Linked DNA regions of Mus musculus: region 1 is linked to region 2. Evidence: chromatin loops called from intact Hi-C (ENCODE). Cell type or tissue: heart. All regions are shown on one strand. Links, peaks and the distances in the headings refer to the core of each region. The heading gives the core; the rest is flanking DNA.

The links. A loop is a pair of places that touch in the nucleus more often than their neighbours do. Peaks named below come from ENCODE experiments on the same cell type or tissue, not always from the same donor. Only the 100,000 strongest peaks of a DNase experiment are listed, where the experiment ranks them.
Region 1: a loop joins it to region 2, with 2.0 times the contacts of the local background. A loop is called at or near these places in 1 of 42 quality-filtered maps.

What each region holds. Positions count from the first base shown.
Region 1 is chr9:44,486,643-44,494,411 of GRCm38, forward strand. It overlaps a transcript of Bcl9l not described here. Among named protein-coding and RNA genes, the nearest start is that of Bcl9l, 8.6 kb to the right of the region's middle. In heart, for the core only: a CTCF peak has its summit at 3,135; DNase peaks (open chromatin) are centred at 2,319, 2,609, 3,649, 4,159 and 1 weaker place; H3K4me3 peaks cover 3,322 bases; H3K27ac peaks cover 4,000 bases.
Region 2 is chr9:44,731,419-44,739,187 of GRCm38, forward strand. It overlaps Phldb1 (pleckstrin homology like domain, family B, member 1), which reads right to left and starts at 3,780. Exons shown (of 22, transcript NM_153537.4): 1 at 3,707-3,780. It overlaps Gm24166 (a small nucleolar RNA gene), which reads right to left and starts at 5,529; the gene lies at 5,395-5,529. In heart, for the core only: a CTCF peak has its summit at 3,516; DNase peaks (open chromatin) are centred at 2,973, 3,853 and 4,643; H3K4me3 peaks cover 2,422 bases; H3K27ac peaks cover 2,514 bases.

The DNA of each region.
Region 1 (7,769 bases), core at 1,203-5,202, 250 kb before region 2:
GGAAAGGTGACTTCCTGGGTGTGGGGTACTTGGGGGGAAACTGAGGTGATTGCTCATGAAGACTTCTAGGGGACATGTTCCCTTAGCCAGTCCTGAATGTGGGGACATTTGCCCCTCACTGTCTCATGACTCTTACTAGCTAGGGAACCAGAGCCGAGGCCATCTTCCGGAGAACAGGGATGCTCACCTTGTTCTGTGTGTAGGTAAGGGGTGTGGTGGCTTCTAACTTTCAGTCTTGAAGGGAGTGGAGGCTCCCTTTGCCTCCGCACGTCTCCTGTCAGTGGCAAAAGCCACTGGAGACCTTTCCTTTGCCTGCGTCCAGCAGGCAGGGCCCTCCCTTCTTGGTTCTAGGCCAGCTGCTCCTCCTAAGTTGGTAGCCCTTTCCGGGTCCCCTTCTCCACTGGCTGAACCACCTCTGTCTGGCCCTTTCTTCCTCCTTGTCCTGGTAGCTCCACATTGTTCTGTGTCCACCCCCCCCCTCCCTCCCCCAAGCTTCAGGAATGGCCCTGAATCCAGCATTTCCAGCGTTTCGAAACCAGGATTGTTTTGAAATCCTGAGTGCTTCCCCGCCGCCCCCTCTGACTCCCCTCCTCACTCACAGCTCACTGTCTTCCAATCTGACTTTTCGCTGGGCTGCACTTGAGGTAATCCATCTGAGTGTGTGTGCTTGCACATGGATACAAACCGTACTACTATGTATGCGGTGGCTCTGCGTGTGTCCCGGAGTGGGTGTGTCTGTGTCAGATTTCTGTGTGACTGGCTAATGATGGCTGGCAGTTTCCTGAGCATTCTTTTGGTTGCCTCTGAATTTGCCACTCTCGTGGGTCTGAAGGAAAGTTTGGGCTATTTAAGGAGGTACCTTGAAAGTGTGTCTGCTTGCCTCTCACTTGTGTGTGTCTGGGGGTGGGGGGGTTCTTTCTGAGGAGTGCGCTGGAGGCTGGAGGTGTGTCTCTGATGTGTGCTTACGTTTGCTTTGCATCTGTTCCGCCTCCTCCTCCACCCTGGGAACGTGTCTGGGGGGTGTAGTCACAGGTCTGCAGCTCCCTGGGACGTGGAGTCCTCTGCCCTTTGATAGGAGGTTTCCTGGAGTGAGGCCCAAGCTCCTGGCAGCTCTGAGGCCTTGGAGAAAGAGTGGTGGAGTTGGGGAGACGCCTAGATAAGCTGTTGCCAGGGCCTGGTCCTCTCTTTCTCTGGCCTTGTATGCTCAGCGGCACCAGGCAAGCCTGTGTCCTGAGGGTGTAGTGATGGCTGATAGAGGGAGCATAGGGACTAAAGGGACATGTTCCTTTCACCTCTGCAGTCACCTCCTTCACTGGAGACCAGGAACAGTCGGTCACAATTTACCTAGGAGTGTGGTGGTGAGTTTCAGGTTCAGAAAACTTGACTTCTCCACTTACAGTTAGTTGCTTAACAGAACAAGCTCAAAATCTAATCCCAAGCAAAAGGCAGAGGTGCCTGGAATGCAGGCGTCTGGGATGGACCATTGCAGCCCTGGTCCAGGGAAGTCTTACTGATGTCTCCCTCGATTCCTTCCTACTACCAGTGAGGTTCTGCACTGGGGTGAGAGGCAGCCATGAGTGTTTTGGTTTTTGTTTACTCTGGCTAAAGCCTAAGCATTGGTAGTATGTTTAAGCTGGTTGGCCATATACACTGGGATGCTCAGAGTCCGTGCTAGGACTCAGCTTTCTATCTTAGGATCTTAGGCAGTAACTGAATGCTTTTCTGCAAGTACATGCAGAGGTCAGAGAGGAGGAAGATGGGCAGGGGGTGTTGCTGTGAGTGAGGGGCCGGTGGAGACCTCCCTCCCTCTGGAGGTGGGCCTAGGCTAGGCTTCTTTCCCCGACGTTTCCTTTGGTCCCCAGTACAGTGGGAAGAAAGGAGTAGTACAGGCCCCTGTTGGTACAGGGCTCAGTGACCCAGCAGGAGGAGGGCCTTGGCAAGGAATTTTCAGTTTGTTTCTCAATCTCTGTCTCTGAGACATGCACACGGGCACGTCACTGCAGACACCTCTGGGAGTTGAGTCTAGAAAAGTCACCTAGGTGGTGGTAGGGTAGGGCGGTGTGCTTGGAATCATAAGGGAGACAGCCTTTTTTGGGCGGGGGCACGTTGTGCTTTCTGTCTCCTGTCTCTGGAAGTTGGGTGCAGTCAGGGCCCCCTTCTAACAGCCCCATCTTGAGCCAAGAGCAACACAGGCTGCAGAGGGTTAAGTCTGGTTGGCAGGGACACCCCCCCCCCCCCAGTGCAGCAAGAGAGAGGGAGGAGGGGTGGTTAGCAGCTTGCTCTAGTTGGCGTCTCTCCCAGAATTCTTCGGAAAAGAACTCCCCTTTGACCCCCAGTACAAACTGAGCCCAGCCACCAGCCTCCCTCCCTCCTGCTGTGGGAGCTTCACCCAGTGCTACTAAACTGCTAAACCTTCTTTGCCCCAGGCCCTGGTACGGAGACCAGGTGCCCAGGACTCGTTGTCTTTAGGGGACCAGGGTGTTATAGCCAAGGAGACCACATAGGTACACAGGAACTTAAATCCTTACCCTTGCCACAAGCTGACCTGGGGATGACTGACTGGTTCTGAAGCTGGGTCTCTGGGCTTCAGCTGCCCCTCCCCCCAGGACCTCAGGCCAGGTCGTGGGAGTCCTCCACCCTCCCTCTCTCTGTGGGGCCAGGCTCTCAGGGAACTAAGTCTGAGGTCTCCCTCCCAGTGCCTTCTCCTTCCTGCTTCCAGGACAGGGAAGGGGGGTGGTGTGGTGGGCAGCGGGGTCAGGCCTGGCTCCTGGCCAGTCCACAGAAGTCCACGTGCACGAGTGTGTGTGTGTGTGTGTGTCTGTGTGTCTGTGTGTCTGTGTGTCTGTGTCTGAGCAGCTCTGAGACTTCCTAGAGCTGTAGGCTATCTGTAAATTGTACAGGTTTGGGGCTGGGGAGGGGGCTGGGGAGGGGGCTGGGGGTTGGGCTTCTGGGGGAGGATCAGGGGCACAGATCGCTGGCCAGGGACTTTTAGCTGTGACCATTTCTCCACAGGGAGCCCCCATCCCAGACCACACCCCTGAGCCTGAACCTGACACACATTCCTCAGAGGTGAGCGGGCCCGTGTGTTTTGTGCTGCTATTTTGGCCTCCCCATCCTGTCTGCAGTGGCCGCACCATCCCGCTTGGCGCTTTCTGTCAGCTCCCGCCTCCTGGCTTTCTGCCCCTACTTGCATTCTCCTCTGTCTCTGGGTGGGCAATACTGCTGGTGTGTGTGTGTGTGTGTGTGTGTGTGTGTGTGTGTGTGTGTGTGTGTGTGCGCGCATGCGCGCATGTGCGTGTGCTCGAGAGCGCGCTCACGCTTACCCCGGACAGGAAAGGGTTAAAGCTGGTGGCCACTGCAAATTCTAAGCCTCTTCTCCTGGTGGGAGGTGGGAGACTCAGAACTGTGTCTACCTGGAGGGCGAGGAGGTAGATTTTTTATGGCTGTCTCAATTACTCGTCCTCCTTCCTTGGCTTTGACTTCTAGAGGTTGAGTCAAATCCAGGGTGCCCACTGGCCGGTGCCACTGGCCACCAGCCACCACCTTAAGTTTGGTTTCTGCTGCCCTGGCTCTACAGGCGTGTACACACTCACCACACATGCACACGCGCGCGAGCGCGCGCGCACACACACATACACACACACACACACACACACACACACACACACACACACACAGAGGCAAGCACACAGCTTCCCTCCTCCCTCTCTCCTTACTTAGCAACAACTCTACATTCACAACAAACACTCCTGCAGTCCTGCAGGCTCCTGTCTGACTTGGGCAAGCCTGAGGAAGGGAAGGGGGGAGGTGCCTCTTTTTCCTGGACGGTCCTTGGGAGGAGGAGCTTCTAGCTCCTCCATCTAATCCTCCAACCCCCCAACCCCCCAACTTTCCCTGTTGGAGGCCACTATCTTCCCAGAGGAAGCTCTCCTGCTTCTAACTCTGGTAGTGAAAAAAAAAAAAAGTAGGAAGAGGAGGGACAGGTGGGCCGACCGCAGGGCTCAGGCTCCTGCCTTCTCTGGAAAGCCCCACTTGACCTTTGACTCCCACCTGGGGCTTGGAGGGAGGCCACCAGGACTCCTCCTAGCCCTGGGCATTGCAGCAGAAGACTGTGCTAGAGCACTAGAAACCTGTCTTGGGGACCATGTTAGGGACCTGGGTAGGCGAGGAGGTAACGGACTGGGGGTGGGTGGAGCTAGCTGGGCCCTAGAACTTTGCTCTTTGAGATCTCAGGCCTGGCTCAGCAGGGCACCTGTAGAGAGGCCACAGGGTTCAGGGCTCTCTTTGATCTTTTCCCCAGGCAGGAACGGTGTGGCCTTTAGTGCAGGGCCCGGTGTCCATCAGGCCTAGAAGGAGGGTGGAAGGGTGCATGGATGAAGGCCAGGCCTGACCCCCGTGAGGGGCTGACACCTTGCTGCCACTGCATAGGGCAGTGGCTAAGAACCCGGTGCTGGCGTGTTGAGCTTCCAGTCCCGGTCTTGCGATGGTGGGCTAGATGAATTTTGGGCAAGCTACTTAACTCTTCTTAACTTGCAAAGAGGGAGTAATAAAAGGGCTTTCTAGGCTAGGCATGGGAATTCCAGCAACTGAGAAGAGGCAGGAGGGTCCCCGTCAGGTCTGAGGTCATTCTGGATCACAGAGTAATAATATCCAGTCGCAAATAGACAGACAAACCAGCAAACCCCAAACACCCCTAGACTATCAAAATAAAGTCTTTTCTAAGGCTGGCTGTGGTGGCAGGAGCCTGCCTGTAGTTCCAACTGTTTTAGTGGCTGAGGGAGGCACCCCGCCCTCAGGAGTTCAAGGCCAGCCTAAGAAACACAACAGGCTCTTATCTCAAAAAATAAGAAAAGGCTATCCCTAGGGCTGTGCTTCGGTTGATAGAATGCTTGCTTTCATGCACGGAACTCCACGTTCCAGCTTCGGATGACAGGAGCTGGCCGTAAAGCAGGCTGGCCATAAAGCAGGCATGGAGGCACGTGCCTGGAACCCGGCTCCCTGAAGGTAGAAACAGGAAGATCAAGGAGTCCAAGGACATTCTTAGCTGCACAGTGAACTGGAAGACTCCCTGAAAAAGGAGACCCTGAAAAAGCTGAGCATCTTCGCGCTTCCTTAGACCCCTGGGCTGAGGCAGGAAGACTGCTGCACACTCGAGGCCAGCCTCGTCTTCACAGGGAGAGCCTGTCTCGGGAAGAAAACTTTTAGGTAGTGATGTAGTTTGCCTAGCAGACTCAAGACCCCGGATTCCATCCCGGGACCAGGGGACAAAAAAAAAAAAAGACACCCAACTTCTTATAGTCGTTCTGAAGGTTAGAGTAGGTGAAACATACAGTGAGCTTGCAGGGGTTCGGCAGACATGAGAGGTGCTTGGCTTTATTGTTAATCTGAGCTCCTCGCAGGAGGTTTATCCTGGGGCATTGGCCTAAGGTAGAGAGTTTAGGGCTTGGAGTAAGAACCCATCCAGGTCTTCAGACTCTAATGCCCTTCCAGAATCACCTTGCTGTTGTATTTTGAGGCAGACCAGGCTGGCCTTGAACTCACAGAGCTTTGCTTGCCTCCTTGTTTTGGGATTAAGTCATGAGGTACCACAGCTGACAAGACAAACCTTGTTGCCTCAGTTTCCCCACTGTTGGTGCTGATCGATACTGTGATTGCAAGTTTTGTAGTTGCCCTGGACCTAGAGAAGGACTTGAGTTTCCAAGGACCCGCCCCCCATTCCTTTGTCCTTGCCCTTCATTTCTGCCCCCCCCCCCCCCCAACGCCGTCCCCCATCTGCTTGCTTGACTTAGTTTTGGAGCCTTCCACCATCCTTCTAACACTGCCCCCTGCTCTGTTCTGTCACCAGACCAGAGGAAACTGTCCTCAAATGGCTCCAATGGCCTTCCTGGTCTAGGAGTCAGGGGCCTTCCTTGGGAAGAAATAGGCAGTGTGGGGCTGTGAGGGCGATGGTAGTGGTCACACCTGCTTCAGGTCGTAGGGTACCGTCTTGAACATTTTCTGGCTATGGAAGGGCAGTGCCTGAGAGATGAGCTAAGCACACCCAGCATGTCAGCACCCCTGGGATCCAGTGGGGTACCCCTGGAATCCTTCCCTACCTACGAGCGAGCGAGCGTTGAAGAAAGTCCAGTGTGTCTCAGGGCAGGGGTCCATGTGAGCCACTGGGACTCACAAAGGTCCTGAGCTAGGACTGGGATCGTAGGGATGGAGTGCGGGAACTTCTGGGTGAGGGACCACGAGGTAGATGGTAGGGCCGGGTTGCCTACAAGAAGGAAGAATCTATGTCGGCAGGTCATTAGGATCTTCTGTGGATTACGGAGTAACAGGGTCCTGGGTCTGAGGCCTGGGCTGGGCTACCAGGTACCTTCCATTGTCTTGGCCTAGGGGGGATGGGCTAGAGGCTGAAGCTGTGCTGCCCACCACCTCCTGGGACAGAGAGAACTTCCTCTTTTCTATGGGCTCGGGAGGCGAGAGAGCTCACGAGAGCTCATGTGCCTGCACCATGGTGCTTAGCTGTTAAGCTGGCCGTGCCTCCTGTGCCCAGCCTCTGGGCCTGCCTGTTCCTTGGGCAGGCTGGGGCTATTTTTGGGATTGGGCTGGGGCTCTGGGGCCGGTTTCAGATGTTCCAACGTGAACAGGAGAAAGCAGGGACAGATGGCTAGAGGGTTCTGATCAGTGGGTCCTGCTGGGAACAGGGTTATTTTTAGGACCTTATTAACCCTTTGGGGCTCTGTGGGGCCACCCTGAGAGGTATTGCCCTTTCTGGTTGAGAAAAGAGCAGGGCTTCGTCCTCAGGCTTCCCCTCTAGTTCTGTGTATCAGCTGCCCTTTCTATCTAAGACCTTCTCTTTAGAGAGTACCATGGCTCCACACTGCATGTGTTTCCCAAAGGGGTCAGACTGGGGGAGGGCTGCAGATCACTGAAAGAGAAGTATCCTTCACTTACCCCCCTGGGTAAGACCTGAGGCTGAGGGAGCTTCAGATGGCTGCTCTCTGCATCCACACATTCTGGGTCGGAGACCCTCAGAGAGCTCAGGGGTGCTCAAGGATGGATGCCTGTTAGTAGAGTGAACAAGCTTCTTCACAGAGTGCAGAGAAAGCCATGCCTTCTCTGCACGGGGATGATGCCCATAAGCCCTGCTTGCCTGAATACTCACAAGGCAACTCTCTAGATGGTTCTTCTCATTACAAATGCACCTTCCTGACATGCCGCGTTCTTGGGAACTATGTCAGGAAAGAGAGGGTGCCCAAGGGATTTGGTTGAGGGCTAATGTGTCGTAGACATTTTTAGGTAGTTTCTGGTAATGACCTCACTTTGTGATTTTGCCTGTGAGGGAACCGAGGCTCAGAGGGATGAAGAGGTGGACAAGGTTCAGCAGTTTAGAAGAGGCTCCATGGGACTGGCACTCGCCCTGCCCAACTACAGATTATTCTTTTGTAACCCCATGCATGCCAGGATGCATGGTCAAGGCTACTGTAGGCAACAGAACTTGTCACGGGAAAGTTTATGGAGTGGATGTGAGAAAGGAGGCCTTAGAGCAGGGGACCCTGCTTGTCACTGCTTTCACTGTCCTGTAGGTCCTGTAAGTCCTTCTTGCCCGAGGGTGCCAGGACTGACACTAGAAACCCAGTTTGGCCTTCCTGTCTGCCCTGCAGGAGATCACAGGCACACATCCTGTCTCATCACCCCACCCCCACTAGCCCTGGCCCACAAGCCCCTGCTTCCTGGAGGGTCATGGCTGTCTGCATGTCAACGTAGACAGAGGAGCTCGT
Region 2 (7,769 bases), core at 1,877-5,876:
AAAAAAAAAAAAAAAAGAGTACTGACTGCTCTTCCGACGGTCCGAAGGTCCTGAGTTCAAATCCCAGCAACCACGTGGTGGCTCACAACCATCCGTAAAGAAATCTGACACCCTCTTCTGGTGTGTCTGAAGACAGTACAGTGTACTTACGTATAACAATAAATAATTCTTTTTAAAAAGAAAGAAAGGAAGGAAGGAAGGAAGGAAGGAAGGAAGGAAGAAAGAAAGAAAGAAAGAAAGAAAGAAAGAAAGAAAGAAAGAAAGAAAGAGAGAAAGAATCTGTGAAGAGAGACTAGGATTTGGAGAAGTCACTCTCCATCAAGAGCACTTGTTGCTCTTCCAAAAGACAGGAATTCTGTTCCCAGCATCCACACGGTGGCTCACAATCATTTGTAACTCCTGTTTCAAGGATTCCTCACCCTTTTCTGGACTCACTGGGCTCCAGACACATACAGGATGCACAAACATACATGCAGGCAAAACACCATACAGATAAAATACAAATAAAAATTTTTAAATTCAAGTGTATCTGAAGATCTGGGAAGGACACTAAATCACATTCCATGAGCCACAAAGCAATCTCAAAACAGCAGCTATGATTAGCTGTGGATGGCATTTGGGTCTATGCCTCAGTTTCCCTATCTGCCATACTGTCACTGTCACCTGCGAAGCCCTTACTTATTTACAGAGAATAAATTCAAGTGGAGATAAAGGTTGTAAAGAAATTAGGTTAGCGAGGAAATAAGAGTGACTCAAGGAGAGGCTAGACAGGAATAAGGAGGTGAAATGAGAGGTGGAGATAAGGAGAGAGGTGTAAAGAGAAGATAAGAAACCGCACAGCAATTGGAAGGTACGAGGCTATGGCCTCAGCTCAGAAACCTAACCCACAGCAGAGGAAAAAGACACCAGACCAACCTGACCTGGGCTCAGATGGTGCTTTGATAGAGGGATCTCACCGTGGCCTAGGTGGCCTCTTCTCTGACCCTAATCCCATGTCCCTTGGAGAAGCTGTGCTGTCCCCTGACGCCCTCCACTGGCTGGCTTGCTATGGTCCCATTGAGTGGCTATCTATATCCAGGGCTTTAATTACCCACTCAGCTATGCCCAGTTGCCAAAAAAAAAGCCTTGTGGTGTGGCTTCCACTGCTGAAGAGCAGGCCTAGCCCTCTCTGTAACCCTCTTGCACCCAGATGCAGAAAGCTAAGCACCTCCTAGCCAGCTAGTCAGGTAGCAAGGGCCTGGCTGTGCCTGTATTATCAACATAGGGAAAGATACACTAGAGCATAAGGACTGGGGTCTGACACAGGTAACCCTAGCCCCATCCCCAATGTGCTAACAGCCAACACCACCTGTCTCCGGGTCTTAACACCTGAACAAAGGTGAAGGGAGTTCTGGGAAGAGCCAACCAGCCCTGACACCAGTGAGCACTGAAGAAAGTCCTTGGGATCCCAAGGGGCCCAAGATGAAAGGTCCAAAGCCAGCCTTGGAGCAAAATGCCAGGTCCCCCTCCCTCACCTGGGTCTCACAGGAGTCAAATGGTGGCTCTAGAGGGGCAATGCAGAGCAGTAGGCCAAGGCCTTTCTGGTCACAATGACTTTCTTTCGTCTTCCCTGCTCACATACGCCCTCGAGGAAGGGCCACCGGCAGAGGAAGGAGTCAGGACGGGAAGGAAACTGAGGCCGGGCGGGCAGAATGCCCAGGAGAGGCAGGGGGAGTGTCCAAAGCCAGGCGTGTAGAGAAGAAATTAGAAATAAAAATAGGCAGAGAGAAAGGGGGGTTTGTAGAAAGGACGAGGTGCAGGGATAATAGAGTGTGAAGTCAGGAGAAAATACTGAAAGCTGGTGAGGAGAGCCTGGGTGTGGTGGTACATGCCTGTAAACCTAATTCCCTGTACTCCGGATGTGGCGACAGGATATCAGACACTCAAGGCCAGCCTCGGCCTGAGCTTCATGAGACCTTGTCTCAAAAAATAACAGCAGTTTTGGGGATGAGATAGTGAACTAGGAAAATAGACTGTAGGGAAGGCCAGGGAACCCTAAGAAGCATGAGTGGTGGTGATGGGGAGGGAGGGGGCAGACTTAGCATACATTCCCCAAATAGGAGAGGATAAACCAGGCGCTTCAGAGCACCTTGGAGCGGGGAACGGAACCGGAGGGCAGCTAGGAAAAGAGGAATCCCCAGCAGCGGGAGAACAGAGTCTTGCACAGTCTGGGGACAGAGTAGACAGAGCTGGGAAGAGTAGTTGGGGTGGAGGAGTATTGGGGAGCGACGCTGGAAAGGTGCACTTCTCGGAAACCCGCAGGGTTCGTGGATCTCCCCACAGCAGAGGCTCGGCCCTCCCCAGGCCACCGGGTGGGACAAGGCAGCAGTGTTGGGTCGCCTGCTGCGGCAGCCCCGCCCGTCCGGCCCCGGGGACAAGCGGCCTTTCTTCAGCAGGGCAGAGAGAGAAAAAGTCGCTTGTTTGCACAGCAGGGAAAGGGGGCGGCCTCGCAGCTGCAGGAAGGGGGCTGGCATGTGGAGGGAGGTGCGTGCGTGCGGGGAGGTTGCGTGAGTGGAGCAGTCTTCCCGGGCGACCCTTCCCAGCGCGTGGAGTGCGTGGTGTGAAGCGGACTAAGTGTGTGAAGTCGAGGCCCATGTGAGGATTCACGTGTGCACCCGTGGGGTGACACTGGACTGTCGGTGTGACGTGTCTTGCGGGTGCGCGGAGGTGAGGCGTGGGATGCTGTGCGTGGGAGCTGTGCGGACGCCCGTGTTAGTGGCCAGTTCTGTTTGTGTGACCGCTGTGGAGTGAGCCCGAAGTGCGATGAGTCAGTCTCCGGGAGCCTCCGGGACCGCTGAGCTAACGGGCCCAGAATGCAGCCCCACCCCGGCTCACTGGGTCCCCCGCCGGGCCGCGCAGTCGCGAGCCAAATCCCCGCTGCGCTGGCCTGGGCGGAAGCGTCCGCGGCGCCAGGGCAACCCCGCGCCCCACGACCCCACCCAGCCGCCTACCCTCGCTTCCCCATCCCGGGGGAGTCCGATGACGGCGCTCGACCTCGGCTGGGGAACTCCGCGCTGTTTTTGGATCCAGACCGCGGAGGCGGAGCGGGAGCCAACGGCTCAGTCATCCCAGGTCGCCGGGGACCCTCATAGATAACGGGGGTCCTGGAAAAGTGCCCAGGAGACCCTAGACATGGAAACCCCAGGATCCCTCCCTGACTCCCTCCCACGCCTCAGAGTTGAACTCCACATCTTTTTGAGTCCATCCAGGCAGCTGGAACGAGGACAAGAGCGGAGACGCCTAGGGGATCCCCCTTCCTGTGGTCCTGCTGATGTGGAGAGGAACCATGTGCGATGCTGTAGACAAGGTCCCGCGCGCGTACCCAACCCGAGACTGCAAGTGTGGGATACTGGCCATCGGGGTGCCCACAGGAGGATCTAGATCCCGCAAGACTTGGGGGGGGGGAATTCCTCCACTTAATACCAGGGCCCCCTCTGGCGGTGGCGCTGGCAACGACTCAGGAGGGCAAGAGCAAGCAGTTCGCCGAGGGCGGCCCACAAAGCCCCTTCCGCCAACGCACTCACCTGGCATGGCCCCCTTTTTCCGCACCTTTCTACCCAGTTCGCTGGGCCAGACTGGTCTCGTCTGGTCCCGGGGACTTTCCCTTCTGTAGACTCAGCCAGACGGCGAATGGAACCCCGAGGCATAGTGGGAGGGGCACGCTTACCTTGTGGGGAGTTGGGGGGACACCGGCCCCTTTGCCCAAGTGGGCCGCGGCGGCCTCAGGCTGGCGAAGACTCTGTTGCTTTTCCCCTGGAGCCAGCTGAGTAGGAGGAGAGGGAGACTGTCCCGCCCCGCTTCCCTGAGTCCCCGCCCCCATCCCGTCCTGTCCGCCTGGCCAGCTAGAGAAGACGCCCTTGTGGTGCTGGAGCCCAAGGCCCCCACCCAGCTTTTCCCACAGCAGCACCTCCCCCGCTTGCACAGCGCCCGCTTTGTTCATCTGTACAGCTGGGCTTTCCACCACCACCACCAGGGCCACCACCGTGCAAACTCTCCTCTCACCCTCCCCTTCCGACCCTCCTAGACCACCCTCCACTCTGGGCCTCGAAGCACTTCTTTATTTACCTCCGCCTACCCAAGATGCCTGAATCGTCCCCTGACTCCCCATGAGTCCTAGCGCAGCCCTACCACAGATGCTCAATTTCCTTTCAGAACATCAACTGAGGGCACCCAGGTCAGCCCCTACCCTTTGCTGTTCCAAGCCCCACCATAGAGAGTTGTCGATTTAATAATTGCACACCATGCTTCAGAAATGAACGTGAAGGCAAGGTCCGTTGAAAGTGTGCTGTAAGCCAAATGATGGTGGTCTTTTTCCCAGCACTCGGGAGGCAGAGGCAGGTGGATCTCTGTGAGTTCGAGACCAGACTGGTCTCAGAATGAGTTCAAGGACAGCCAGGGCTACACAAGAGAAACCCTGTCTCAAAAAACAAAAACAAACAAAAAAGTGTGGTGCAAACCACAGGACCCAGGAAAGCTGAATGGAGCCGGCCTTTTTGCCTCTGTCCATTCACCTCCACTAAAGAATTGTTGGGTTGCAGCTGGAGCTGGAGGCAGGGTAGAAAGACACCAGGTTGGCTGAAGAGTGGGAGTTTGAGGAAGAAAAGAGGGAGGGGGGCAGTCTATAAGCCCAGCCTGGCGAAGTCATTCAGCAGTCCAACCCGCACCCCGAAATCCAAGCTGACAGTGTAGCCGCACCTTGCAAAGCCTGCTCTTGCCCCAGGAGACGGCTGGGAGGCCTCATGGGAGCTGAACTCAGACTAGACTGGGCCTCTTTAACCTGCACTAAAGGATTGGCAGAGGCTTTTCCTCAGTGAAGGAACAAGCAGGAAGCCCCCAAGTCTGGCTTAAGGTCCAGATGGGATGGGTTGGAGAAAATTTAAAATGAAAGTCCTCTTTGGAATGGACAAACCCAGTTCTGTTCCAGTGGCTTTTGTTCTGTGTTCTCTCTCTCTCTCTCTCTCTCTCTCTCTCTCTCTCTCTCTCAGGAATGGCAGGAGACTGAACTGCAGGAATTTGGTCACTCATTGACAGAACTAGCATTAGTAGGGGGCATCCACAGCTGGCGATTAAACCTGAGACTGTGGAGCAATGAACAAGAGGGAGGAGGAGAAGGAGTCCTACCTGCCACCTCCTCTAGCTAACAGAGGTGACAAGTGCACTGTGGTCACCAGAAAGTCCCAAGATATAAGCAGCTTCTTTTTACCTCTCTTCGTATCATTTGAGGCTCAAGGAACAATTTCAGCTCTGGCCAACCTTCCTGAGGCATATGTCAATCACAACAGTATTTTTCATGCTGCTCTAGTGTGTTGTTGTTGGTGGTGGTTTTTTGGTTTTTTTTTTTTTCTTTTTTCTTCCAGATGTTTCTTTCTAATGAATTGACCATAAGACTTACAATTTCTGCAATGGCCAACAGACCACAGAAAGATATTTCTTTAGGCTCCTGCTTGAAACCAACAGCTTCAGTAAACTGCAGCCTTGATTCAGGGCCATTTTGTTTTTGTTTTTGGTTTTTTGAACAAAAAGAGAAAGCAAAACAAAATCATCTTGTTGCAAATTTAGCATTTGGAGAGGGGTTCTGATTAGGGGGATCTCAAATTCTTCCATCTTTTTCTTAACCTCGGGTGGCTGCTGACTAACTTGGTCAGGCAATCATTAAACCCGCCAGAGGCAGGTGACGACGCTGAGGCAGGGGGCTCTAAAATAGCACCTAATTTTTTCTCAGTGTCTCACTGTCCAGCTGACACTATGATCAAGGCTCTATGAAATTTGTCCTATCTCCTGCTGTGTCCAGCCTCTGTGTTCCCACAGTTAGAGCACTCAGGGGACTAAAGACCTTCTGCCCCCACCCCTCCACCCTCATCCCACTCCACATCTGGAGCCCATCAAGAAGCCCAGTGCTCTCTCACAGTTATGCAAGAGGTCGAGCAGCTGGGAGCTCGGCTCCGAGCGCAAAGTGGGAGGAAGAGAAGAAAGCAGAGACCAACCAGCTTTCCAAGCAAGCTTCAGACTTTCCGAAATGGAAGCAGGGGGAGAGGGCAGAGGCTGGGTGTGGAAAGAAGGGTGAGTTCTTCAAAGCCTTCTGCACTTAGCTGTGGCTGTCAAGAGTGGGTTTCCACACTCCTCCTGCCTTTCCCTTGGCACACCTCCCATTTGGTCCCTCTTCTCAAATTGTGCTCCCTCTGGCTCCAGAAGAGGGTGAACGGTACTCATTTGGCCAGCAGCCGCTGTAGTCTACTCCCTCTCCCAGAAAGGATCCCTCTGGTTGTGTAATAGTTTCCTCAAGATTGAAACATTCTTTCCTGCAGGGAAGTTCCTTAAGGAAGGTAAACAACTCAAAATAGCTCCAGGAAGTCCCTGAAACTGACCAGATTCTCTAGGTCCCTCCCTGCCAGAGTAAGGAATAAAAAAGCCAAGAGTGCATCTCAGACAGGCTGAGCTTCAAACCAGACCACAACAGCTGCCTGGAAGAGGTTTAAGCCAACCGAATCATTTAGAAAAGCTGCTCTCCAGCCTGCTGAGCAGCATGCATGCTCAGTATTGGGCTACGAGTTCCCAGCTCAGTGAGCTCTCAAGCTGGGGTGGCCTTGTGATACATCCATCTTTGAGTCATTTCTACTCCTGTAATTAACCTATCACCCAAAAGTAACTACAAAAATAAAATAAAGTAACCCCAGTAAAACTCATTGGTTAACTAAACTGGACTTTGGTGGTGTGGTGGTTGCCCCAGAGAGAGGCACTATTAGGAGGGTGTGGCCTTGTTGGAAGTGTGTCACTGTGGGGGGTGGGCTTAGATACCTTCCTCCTAGCAGCCTGGAAGTCAGTTTTGTCCTGACTGATTTGGATCAAGATGTATAATTCTTGGCTCCTTCTCCAGCACTGTCTGCCTGGATGCTACGGTGTTTTCTGCCATCTTGATTAATGGACCTCTGAACCTGTGAACCAGCTCCAGTTAAATGTCCTTAATAAGAGTTGCTTGGTGGGCTGGTGAGATGGCTCAGTGGTTAAGAGCACCGACTGCTCTTCCGAAGGTCTGAAGTTCAAATCCCAGCAACCACATGGTGGCTCACAACCACCCATAATGAGATCTGACGCCCTCTTCTGGTGCGTCTGAAGACTACAGTGTACTTACATGTAATAAATAAATAAAATAAATAATTAAAAAAAAAAAAAAGAGTTGCTTGGTTACGGTGTCTCCTCACAGCAACGGAAACCCTAAGACAGGTGATAGCTTTACTTTGGTCTGTTGTGGGTTCCCTTTCTGGAGTAAGTAGACCTGTGTGTTGTGTCTCCCTAGGAAAAGTTGTGTCATACACCTCTGTGACTCCTTTGGGTCCTAAATGCCACCATTGGTGTAGGTGTGGTGGCATCAGTGATCACTCCATCCAGTTTGGTGAAAAGAGGGCTCAAAGTTTACCTTAACTGAGGTAAGCCACTATTTTATCAGTTGGTCTTACAAAATTTGCACAGTCCACACTTGTGATGCAAATCTAATACAATCAAACTGTGTGGGAAATTTGGCCAGGACTGAAGACTGGTCACCTCTGTGGCTCAGCTCCTGCCTGAGAGCAAGCACTGAGGACAGAGAGTGTAGCACATGTAGAGTGTGGCTGCGTGCTGTTTGGTATGCAGTGTTGAATACCATCCCCAGCACTGCATACACCCTTATTTGGGAAATAAAATCAGTTCTGCTTCTCTCGTTGCCTTGGATTTGCAGGGCAAACTATTTTGAG